Linked DNA regions of Homo sapiens: region 1 is linked to region 2. The links are chromatin contacts, found by Hi-C or POLR2A ChIA-PET in ENCODE. All regions are on one chromosome and are shown on one strand. Each heading gives the region's core, a stretch centred on a gene start or an enhancer-like site at or near the end of the contact. The rest is flanking DNA. Distances are from core to core; before and after follow the strand shown. Region 1 has its middle 22 kb from the start of AQP7. Region 2 overlaps NFX1 (nuclear transcription factor, X-box binding 1).

What was found. A loop is a pair of places that touch in the nucleus more often than their neighbours do. ChIA-PET counts read pairs that join two places held with the same protein, here RNA polymerase II (POLR2A). Pooled maps may share reads with other maps.
Region 1: POLR2A ChIA-PET joins it to region 2 with 20 read pairs in activated CD4-positive, alpha-beta T cell. The contact joins two enhancer-like sites. A Hi-C loop is called at or near these places in 4 of 168 maps with a recorded cell type or tissue (CD4-positive, alpha-beta T cell, CD4-positive, alpha-beta memory T cell, naive thymus-derived CD4-positive, alpha-beta T cell and 1 more) and 6 of 50 pooled maps. POLR2A ChIA-PET finds 5 or more read pairs at or near these places in 21 of 52 experiments (AG04450, CD4-positive, alpha-beta T cell, CD4-positive, alpha-beta memory T cell and 16 more).

Annotation. Positions count from the first base shown.
Region 1 is chr9:33,421,906-33,427,263 of GRCh38, reverse strand. No RefSeq gene overlaps it. Among named protein-coding and RNA genes, the nearest start is that of AQP7, 22 kb to the right of the region's middle. Within about 2 kb of position 2,048, at least 2 of the 41 ENCODE cell types and tissues checked have a DNase peak (open chromatin) inside an H3K27ac peak, as active enhancers do.
Region 2 is chr9:33,296,677-33,302,020 of GRCh38, reverse strand. NFX1 (nuclear transcription factor, X-box binding 1) reads right to left here. Exons shown (of 24, transcript NM_002504.6): 3 at 600-758. Among named protein-coding and RNA genes, the nearest start is that of NFX1, 8.8 kb to the right of the region's middle. Within about 2 kb of position 1,305, at least 3 of the 41 ENCODE cell types and tissues checked have a DNase peak (open chromatin) inside an H3K27ac peak, as active enhancers do.

The DNA of each region.
Region 1 (5,358 bases), core at 799-3,298, 120 kb before region 2:
CACGGCTGGGGCTCCACCTAGAGATCTTATCCACGGCATGGCTGATACATGGTACTGAGTCATGAGACCTGCGGCCTAGGAAACAGTTCCGCTGTTGAAACAGGCCCAGGGGAGGGGGGCTAGATGGGTGTCTCTGACTTGCTACTGGCACAGACATCATTGCCACCCACACTTCCTGTCACCCCTGGGTCACCTTGATGGTCATCACTCCTCTCTGACCCTGTCACTCATTTGTCACCCTCACCATCATCCCTGCATCACAACCACTGCCCCTTTCTTACCCACGCTGTCACTTGACCCAGTTCCCATCATCGTGTTACCTTCTTGAGCATTGCCACCATCCCTGCCCCTGCCCCATGCCCAAGCCTGTGGCTATCTGGACCAACCCTTTGTCAACCACCTCCAACCCAACCTGTCACTTGCTAGTTCATTCCCATCTCTCCTGTCACCTTGACTGTCCCCACCCGACCCTGTCACCTTGTCACCTTTGCTGCCACAGCCCCAACATAGTCTCCCGCTCTTACCACCTATCTCAGTCCCCATCATCTCTAAGTCTTCTGGACTGTCACCACCCTCCTGCTGCCCCTTTGTTAGTCAACCACTACTGCCCTACCTCTGCCTCCTCCCGATCATCATCCACATCCTCTGATCTCAAGCCCCTCACTGAGGTCCCCTTGGTGTCTTTCTCTTTGACATGCTCAACATGTGCCCACATTTGAGACTTTGCCCCTGCCTTTCCAGCCTCTGGCCTCCTCTGGGCTTCCTGACCTGGATTTGCTACACTTAGCTTTGCCGTCTGCCCTGGCAAGCGATGCTTCATTTTGACCTCTAGGTGGGCTAGGCCTTGGGCCTAGGCACTTATTCCCAGGGTATTAAATAAATACCAGGTAGAAGCCTTTTCCAGGAAGCCCTGAATCTTCTCTGCATGCACTCATGACAACTGGCAGTTGCCTCTGCCCAGCCTGGCCCTAAAATCTCCATTTATTAACATGACAATTATTTTCCTTTTTAGAATTCCCCAATATATCCCCTTTTTTTTGAGACAGAGCCTCACTCTGTCCCCCAGGCTGCAGTGCAATGGCGAGATCTTGGCTCACTGCAACCTCTGCCTCCCGGGTTCAAGTGATTCTCCTGCCTCAGCCTCCCAAGTAGCTGGGATTACAGGTGTGCACCACCATGCCCAGCTAATTTTTTTGTATTTTTAGTAGAGACGGGGTTTCACCATGTTGGCCAGGCTGGTGTCGAACTCCTGACCTCAGGTGATCTGCCCACCTCGGCCTCCCAAAGTGCTGGGATTACAGGTGTGAGCCACCGTACCCCAACTGTGTTTTTGTTTTTTTTTTTTGAGACGGAGCGTCGCTCTGTCACCTAGGCTGGAGTGCAATGGCCCAATCTCAGCTCACTGCAACCTCCACCTCTCAGGTTCAAGTGATTCTCCTGCCTCAGCCTCCCGAGTAGCTGGGATTACAGGCATGCACCACCATGCCCGGCTAATTTTGTATTTTTAGTAGAGACGGGGTATCACCATGTTGGCCAGGCTCGTCTCAAACTCCTGACCTCAGGTGATCTGCCCTCCTTGGCTTCCAAAAGTGCTGGGATTCCAGGCGTGAACCACCATGCCCGACCCCAGTGTAACCTTATAATTCATCAGTGTCCCCTTATCCTGATGTGATAGCCCCCCAGTACCTTGACACTTAACACTTATAACTAACCACCATTCGTGTAATCATGTGTTTAAGGCTGTCTTGCCCACCAGGCAGGACGCTGTGGGAGGGCAGTAACTATGTTTTGGTCACTGCCAAGTCCCCATAGTGCCTGACTTCCAGTAGGAAATCCATAAATGTCTGTTGAGTTAATAAATACCATTTACCAAGTCCTTAATATGTGCTGGGCACTATGCTAAGCACTTGATTAACTTGTTTGTTTCCTGTTTTATGTTTGCGGTCCCTTTCTATTTTATGTACTTTTGAGCATTTCAAAGCTTTTTGGCACGGACACTTCTGACAAAGTTCAAACAGAGAAGTGCATTTTCAGTTACTCATCAGAGTGAGGCCACTTAGAGAAAGGCAGTTAGTTACTCACGGAACAGGGAAAACACTTTCTTGTAATTAGGGAAAAGGGAATCTGGGCATGACATGTCAACTCTGTATTTCATCTTCTGTTCTCCAAGGGAGTTTCAAGAAACTGAGGGAAGGCCGGGCGCCGTGGCTCACACCTGTAATCCCAGCACTTCAGGAGGCCGAGGCGGGCGGATCATGAGGTCAGGAGATAGAGACCATCCTGGCTAACACAGTGAAACCCTGTCTCTACTAAAAATACAAAAAATTAGCCGGGCGTGGTGGTGGACGCCTGTAGTCCCAGCTACTCAGGAGGCTGAGGCAGGAGAATGGCGTGAACCCAGGAGGTGGAGGTTGCAGTGAGCCAAGATCGGGCCACTGCACTCCAGCCTGGGCGACACAGCGATACTCCGTCTCAAAAAAAAAAAAAAAAGAATCAAAAAAATAAAGAATAAAAAAAAAACATAAACTGAGGGCTAAGAGGATGGGGCTCGGGGTTCCTGAAGAAGACCCCTTCTTCTCACCTCTGGAAAGCAAAAACTAGATTCTTTTTTTTTTTTGTTTGTTTTTTTTTTGTTGTTGTGTTCTAGGAAAACTTTATTCATAAACACAGGCAGCCAATAGTTTGCCAACTCCTATTTTAGAACATGAGTGAGAATCATCAATAAAACTACAAATCTTTGCAACAGTCAGAATAAGAAAATAGTGAATTAAAGACTATTAGCATTTCAGCCATCTAGGACAGTGTTCTTCTCATTATCATACGTAAATATTTGTTTTTTTGTTTTTTTTTTTTTAATTGATCATTCTTGGGTGTTTCTCGCAGAAGGGGATTTGGCAGGGTCATAGGACAATAGTGGAGGGAAGGTCAGCAGACAAACAAGCGAACAAAGGTCTCTGGTTCTCCTAGGCAGAGGACCCCGCTGCCTTCCGCAGTGTTTGTGTCCCTGGGTACTTAAGATTAGGGAGTGGTGATGACTCTCAACGAGCATGCTGCCTTCAAGCATCTGTTCAACAAAGCACATCTTGCACCGCCCTTAATCCATTCAACCCTGAGTGGACACAGCACATGTTTCAGAGAGCACAGGGTTGGGGATAAGGTCACAGATCAACAGGATCCCAAGGCAGAAGAATTTTTCTTAGTACAGAACAAAATGAAAAGTCTCCCATGTCTACTTCTATCCACACAGACCCGGCAACCATCCGATTTCTCAATTTTTTCCCCACCCTTCCCGCCTTTCTATTCCACAAAACCGCCATTGTCATCATGGCCCATCCCCAATGAGCCGCTGGGCACACCTCCCAGACGGGGTCGTGGCCGGGCAGAGGGGCTCCTCACTTCCCAGTAGGGGCGGCCGGGCAGAAGCGCCCCTCACCTCCCGGATGGGGCGGCTGGCCGGGCGGGGGGCTGACCCCCCACCACCCTCCCGGACGGGGCGGCTGGCCAGGCAGAGGGGCTCCTCACTTCCCAGTAGGGGCGGCCGGGCAGAGGCGCCCCTCACCTCCCGGATAGGGCGGCTGGCCGGGCGGGGGGCTGACCCCTCCACCCCCCTCCCGGACGGGGCGGCTGGCCGACCCCCCCCGCCGCCTCCCTCCCGGATGGGGCGGCTGGCCGGGCAGAGGGGCTCCTCACTTCCCAGTAGGGGCGGCCGGGCAGAGGCGCCCCTCACCTCCCGGACGGGGCGGCTGGCCAGGCGGGGGGCTGATCCCCCCACCTCCCTCCCGGACGGGGCGGCTGGCCGGGCGGGGGGCTGACCCCCCCACCTCCCTCCCGGACGGGGCGGCTGGCTGGGCAGAGGGGCTCCTCACCTCCCAGTAGGGGCGGCCGAAAAACTAGATTCTTACCTCATGCCATAAAATCGATGGATTCAAGAGGTAAATATAGGCAGGGTGGTAGTTCACACCTGTAATCCCAGCACTTTGGGAGACCGAGGCGGGCAGATCACTTGAGGTCAGGAATTCAAGACCAGCCTGGCCAACAAGACAAAACCCTGTCTTTACAAAAAAATACGAAAATTAGCCAGGCGTGGTGGCGGATGCCTGTAATCCCAGCTACTCCGGAGGCTGAGGTATGAGAACTGCTTGAATCAGGGAGGCAGAGGTTGCAGTGAGCCAAGATCGTGCCACTGCACTCCAGCCTAGGCAACAAAGACCCTGTCTCAAAAAAAAAAAGGTAAATATATAAAGGATTAAAAATTAAAACAAACCTGGATATTTCTCATATTCCTTCCTCAGCTATTTCATCTCTGAGTATGATCCTTGGGAAAGTAATTGCAGAGACAGACAAAGCCTTTGCCCAAAGATCATTCCAATGTTATTTATAATATTGAAACACTGAAATACAAATGTATATTTATGAATAAAAAAATAAAAAATTTAAAAGTTGGAAACAAACTACTCAGTGACAGTGACAGAAGGTAGTTAAATAAAGTATGGTTTGTCTCTTAGTTATTAAAATAATACTTCTGGAGTTGATAATCTATCATCATGGCATTAGCTAAAAAGGGCATTATACCAACAGGCTTATGGGAAATTATTTTCAATTATGTCAGTAGAGCACTTAGAAAGATTAATGGATGAAAAGAAGTGAAAGCATTAATAGGCATTATGTTATTTCTGAATTGTGAGCAATTTGTTTTTACTTGTAGTTTTCGCATTTTCTTTGGTAGGCATTATTACATTTAGAATAAAAGCTATGCATTTATAATAAAAAAAAGAGAGGCAAAAATGGCCAGGTGCGGTGGCTCACACCTGTAATCCCAGCACTTTAGGAGGCCAAGGCGGGTGGGTCACCTAAGGTTGGAAGTTCGAGACCAGCCTGGCCAACATGGTGAAACCTCGTCTCTACTAAAATTACAAAAATTAGCCAGGCATGGTGGCATGTGACTGTAATCCCAGCTCCTCAGGGGGCTGAGGCAGAAAAATTGCTTGAACCCAGGAGGTGGAGGCTGAAGTGAACTGAGATCACACCACTGCACTCCAGCCTTGGCGACAGCGAGGGGCTGGGCGTGGTAGCTCATGCCTGTAATCCCAGTACTTTAAGAGGTTGAGGCAGGTGGATCACCTGAGGTCAGGAGTTTGAGGCCAGCCTGACCAACATGGTGAAACCCCATCTCTACTAAATACAAAAAATTGGCCGGGAGTGGTGGCACGCGGCTGTGATCCCAGTTACTTGGGAGGCTGAGGCAGAATTGCTTGAATCTGGGAGGTGGAGTTTGCAGTGAGCAGAGATTGCACCATTGCACTCCAGCCTGGGCAACAAGAGGGAAACTCCATCTCAAAAAAAAATGTTTTATGTGAA
Region 2 (5,344 bases), core at 56-2,555:
AGATCACTGCAATCTCCACCTCCTGGATTCAAGCAATTCTTGTGCCTCAGCCTCCCGAGTAGCTGGGATTACAGGTGCCCGCCACCACGCCTGGCTAATTTTTATATCTTTAGTAGAGATGGAGTTTTGCCATGTTGGCCAGGCTAATCTTGAACTTCTGACTTCAGATGATCCGCCTGCCTTGGCCTCCCAAAGCGCTGGGATTACAGGCGTGAGCCATCATGCCTGGCCAAAAATGAGAAGAAGATAAATTAAAAATAGAATTACCATATGATCCTGCAATCACACTTCTGTTTATGTATCCACAGGAAATAAAATCAGTAGGTCAAAGAAAAAATAATAAGTAAAAGCCATCATTTTCAATAAGAGTGACTGATTTTGTCGTATCTTAAAATATATTTTAATATTGTTGTTTAGCTGGTTTATTTAAGATCTATAACTTAATTCTGGTCATATGAAACACATGATCAAGGTAACATACTCTCCCTGCAGAAAAAGTAGTTAAGAGAAATTAAACTGTATTTTTAAAGCTGGGCTTAATAATACTTAAACGTATCAAATAGGGGAGAATAACTACTCAGAAGAGAGAATTAATTGACCTGCTTGAGATGCTGGAGACCTTGCCCATTTCTTTATGCAGTTCAAATGAAACACATGGTAACAGCTCTGACAACTCCACACTGGGGCCGTGACACGAACCAATTCACAGCACACCATGCACTCGTATTTTTCTGTTGTTAGTTGTTCAATTAGAGAACCTGTTTAAAAAACAAAATAACAAAAAAGATTAACTCAAACACAAAAAACCATTCCTCACTTTAATCAACCAAGGATCAGCAAGTCACTCAAGAGAAGAATCCAAACACAGAGATTTTAAGGGATATCTGATTCTGGGTAAGGCAGCTGGCTATTCAGACTGAGGCCAAAAAGGGGCAGGAATTTGCTGAGGAAGAGGATTTAGGAAGGAGACACTCAGGTGGGGATTCCCACAATTAAGGAAACATTCCCAGGAAAACAGCAGAGTAGCCAAATGCCCCTTGTAACATAGCCTGAGGATCCACTGGGCAATACAGGATCTTGCTTTGCATTTTCTATTTTCCAGGATCCTCTAAATCTATCAGATCCATGGATTTAGGTTAGAAAGAGGCTCGTGAAGCTGTAGTGTCAGCTATAAGAAGCCCAAGTCTGGGCAGGTTCCAACAACCCATGAGTGGTGAGATGGCTCTAGCCGTTGCCCTCAAAGTCTTTAGTCATTCACTTAACAAAGATATTCTTGGTGCCTACCATAAGCCCCATGGTGGTGTTACAGTCCCTGGCTCCAGGAGCTCAAAGTCCAGTGACACAGACCAGTGTGTAGTATCAGAATAATCCTCCCAGATCTATTCCTGAATACCTTCACCCACTTCCAGATTTTTTTCCTCAAACACAATTGCAGCAAAGTCTTTCTAGATTTCAATACAGCCAGATACTCTCAAAACTGAGTGTGAGTGTGTGTATATGCTTTTTTGAGTACATACTTTTAGCACTGCATTTATTTCATAATATTATTGTTATTTGCTTTCAGGTCTAAATAAGTTAAAAGAATAAAATTAACCTTAAATACAACATTGCAAGCACATTACATATTATTATTTAGTCCTCTCAAAAAGGCTGTAACAGGTTGGACACGGTGGCTTACACCTGTAATACCAGCACTTTGGGAGGCCAAGGCGGGCAGATCATGAGGTCGGGAGATCAAGACCATCCTGGCCAACATGGTGAAACCCCATCTCTACTAAGAATACAAAAATTAGCTGGGCGTGGTGGAGTGTGGCTGTAATCCCAGTAGTAATCCAAGGAGGATGAGGCAGGAGAATCTCTTGAACCCGGGGGCGGAGGTTGCAGTGAGCCGAGATTGCACCACTGCACTCCAGAGTGAGACTCCGTCTCAAAAAAAAAAAAAAAAAAAAAAAAAATGCTATAACATAGGTACCATTTTACAGATGAAGAAACTGGCTTCATGTAGTTAGATCATTTATCCAAGGTCACACAACTAGAAATTTAAAAGTCAAAATTCAAACTTGTCAAACTATCTGACTCAAAAGCGCACACTGTAATATTCCATAATATTGGCTCTCCTAAGATTTACTTTCTGATTGTTCAGTTTAATGTCAAAAGAAATAGAGAACACCCTGAGACTGAAAGCTCAGGAGAAGGGAGAGTTTTGTCTACCTTGCTGAGTGTAGTATTTCCAGTGTCTGGCATATACTAGGTGCTCCATTAAATATTTGTTAAATTCATGGATAAAGGAATAAATGAGTGATATTTAGTCTGTTCCACAACCTCTTTCTGTGAAAGTTACAGGCGTCACCAAAGTTTAGGCTCGAGTGCAGTGGCATGATCGTGGCTCACTGCATCTTCAAACTCCTGGGCCCAAGCGATCCTCCCACCTCAGCATCCTGAGTAGCTGGGACCACAAGCGTGTGCCACTATACCTGGCTGATTTTTTTGTTAGTTTTTGTAGAGATGGGGTCTACCTCTGTTGCCCAGGATGGTCTTGAACTCCTGGGCTCAGGTGATCCTCTTGACTCGGTTTCCCAAAGTACTGGGATTACAGAAATTTAACCAAATTAAACAAAAATCTTCCCTGAATAAGAAGTAAATAAAACAAGAGCAGAAACATCTTTTCCAAAAAGGAAAGATGAAGAAACTGTCAGAGATGGTAGGAGACTCAGGAGACATGACTAAATGCAACGTGGTATCCTGGATTGGGTCCTCAAACAGAAAAAGGACATTGGCAGAAAAACTGGTGAAATCTGAATAACATCTGTAGTTTAGTTAATATGATTATACCAGTGCTAATTTCTTAGTTTTAACAAAGGCAGTCTGGTTATGTAAGACGTTAACATTAGAGGAAGTTGGGTGAAAGATATATGGGAATTCTTTGAACTATCTTTGCAACTTTTCTATAAATCTGAAATTATTCCAAACTGAAACATTTTACAGACAAACACCTTTTTCTCTACTAGGCTTTGACACTTCAGTAAATGCCAATTCCATTCTTTTAAGTTGCTCAGGCATAAAATCTTCCTTCCAAATACATCCAAAATCTATCCAATTGTTACCTTTTCCACACTATTACTCCAGTCTAAGTCTCCATCATCTCCTACCTGAACAACTGCAATAGCCTCCTAACTTGTCCTGTTGCCTTCTTAGAGCCTATTCTCCACACAGCAGCTTAATAATATTTTTTTTTTTGAGACAGGTTCTTATTCTGTCACCCAGGCTAGAGTGCAGTGGCACAACCACTACTTACTGCAGCCTTGACCCACTGGGCTCAAGCGATCCTCCTAGTTCAACCTCTTGAGTAGCTGGGACTATAGGCATGTGCCACCACGTCCAGCTAATTTTTATTTTTTTGCCTTTTGCAGAGATGGGGTCTCATTAAGTTGTCCAGGCAGGTCTTGAACTCCTGGGCTTAAGCAATCCTTCTGCCTTGGCCTTCCAAAGTGCTGGGATTACAGATGTGAGCCACCACATCCAGACCCTAAGTGATTATTTTAGAATGTAAGTTCATGACATCCCTCTTCCCAGGACCTTCCAGCAGCCTCTCATCTTACTCAGAACCAAATCCAAGGGACTCACATGATCCAGCCCTTGCTATTTCTCTGACCACCTTTCCTGCCCCTATCTTCATTGCCTATAATACCCCTCCCCACATCTAAATTTGCTCCTCCCTCTGCCTAGAATGCTCTTTCTCAAGCTAGCCACATGGTGCATTTCTGTACTTCATTCTTGTCTCTGTTCAAATGTCTCCTTATCAAAGAGGTCAACCTATGTAAAATAGCACTCTTGTCACTCTGTCTTCTTAACCTTCTTAATATTTCTTTTTAGTCCTTATCACCACCTGACATATTAAATATCTAAGTGCTTTCTGCCTGTCTTCCCTACCAGAATGTAAATTCCATCAGCATTCCCTGTACCTAGAACAGTGCTTGGTATATAGTATTTATGCAACAAATATGAATGAAGTGTTCTCAAAAATGATATGAATAATGTGAGAATGTTAAGGCCCCAAGAGATTTGTTAAATAGAATTCTAAGATGGTCTTCCAGATTCCCACCTCCCTGGTATGCATACCCTATATAATCTCCTCCCCTTGAGTATGGGTGGGCCTGACTTAATCAAGTAAGCCATTTTAAAAGAGTTGAAAATCAAACAGAAGTCAGAGAGATCTGAAGTGGCAGCAGCTGCTTTCCCGCAGGCCTCAAAGAAGCAAACTATCATGTTGTGTACAGAGTCATGTGGCAGGGAAACACAGGTGGCCTCTAGGAGCTGAGAGAGACACCCCTGGCCAACAGCCAGCAAGAAAACAGGAACCTCAGTCCTACATCTGTAAGGAACTGAATCCTACCAACAACCAGTGACTGAAAGAGAACCCTGAGCCTCAGATGAGATCACATGCCTAGCCAAATTTGGAGACACTGAGCAGAGAACCCAGCTAACCAGGACCCATTCATCTGACCCACAGAAACAGTGGCATAGTAAATGTGTGTTATCATAAGCCACTACATTGTGATAATTCACTATAAAGCAAGAGGTAATTATTAACCAGCCTTAAGGATTCAGTAACAACTCTGGTATAACATTGCTTTGCTTCACATATACATTGAGGTTCCAAGAATAATCCTGATAAAGCAAGAAACTAGAACTATAGGCTGGTGTAAAAACAGGCCCTGGGTAGATGGTGGCTTCAAGGGTTGGGCTGTATCTCACATTAAACTGGAGAGGGATTAAGATAGTGAAGGTCCAGGAGGAAGAGCTAGCAGAATAAAACTATTCAGCTTGATGAAATATACACTTAGGGCAAAATGATAGATGTCTTCGAATACTGCAAAAAGCTGATTTGCAGTAAGGAGAGGGGGAGCTGTGAGAAGACAGACTAGTTACTATGCTGCTCCGGAGGATAAAACTTGAACCAAAGGATAGGAAGGAAAGGAAAGAAGCTTTCAGTTCAATATAAGGATGAACTTTTTAATGGTCAGAACTGAGTACCTACTATGTTTCAAGAGCTGTGTGGGGCAGCAGGGTCACAAAAAAAGAAAAGAAATATACAGTGTCTGTTTTTAAGGAGCTTACAGACTAGTGGAGGACAATGAAGCATAAATAAATTATGGTTTCCAGTGTAAGTTCTGTAATAGAAGCATGCAAATTTAAGAGAAAGACATAAGCGTGAGGGCTGTAAGAGATTAACGCTATCTATAAAGGTGAGAAAAGGTTCCCTGGACATGTGACTAAAGTAACTTTTTTCCCCCCGCAAAACAGGGTCTTGCTCTGTTATCCAGGCTGGAGTACAATAGCTCAC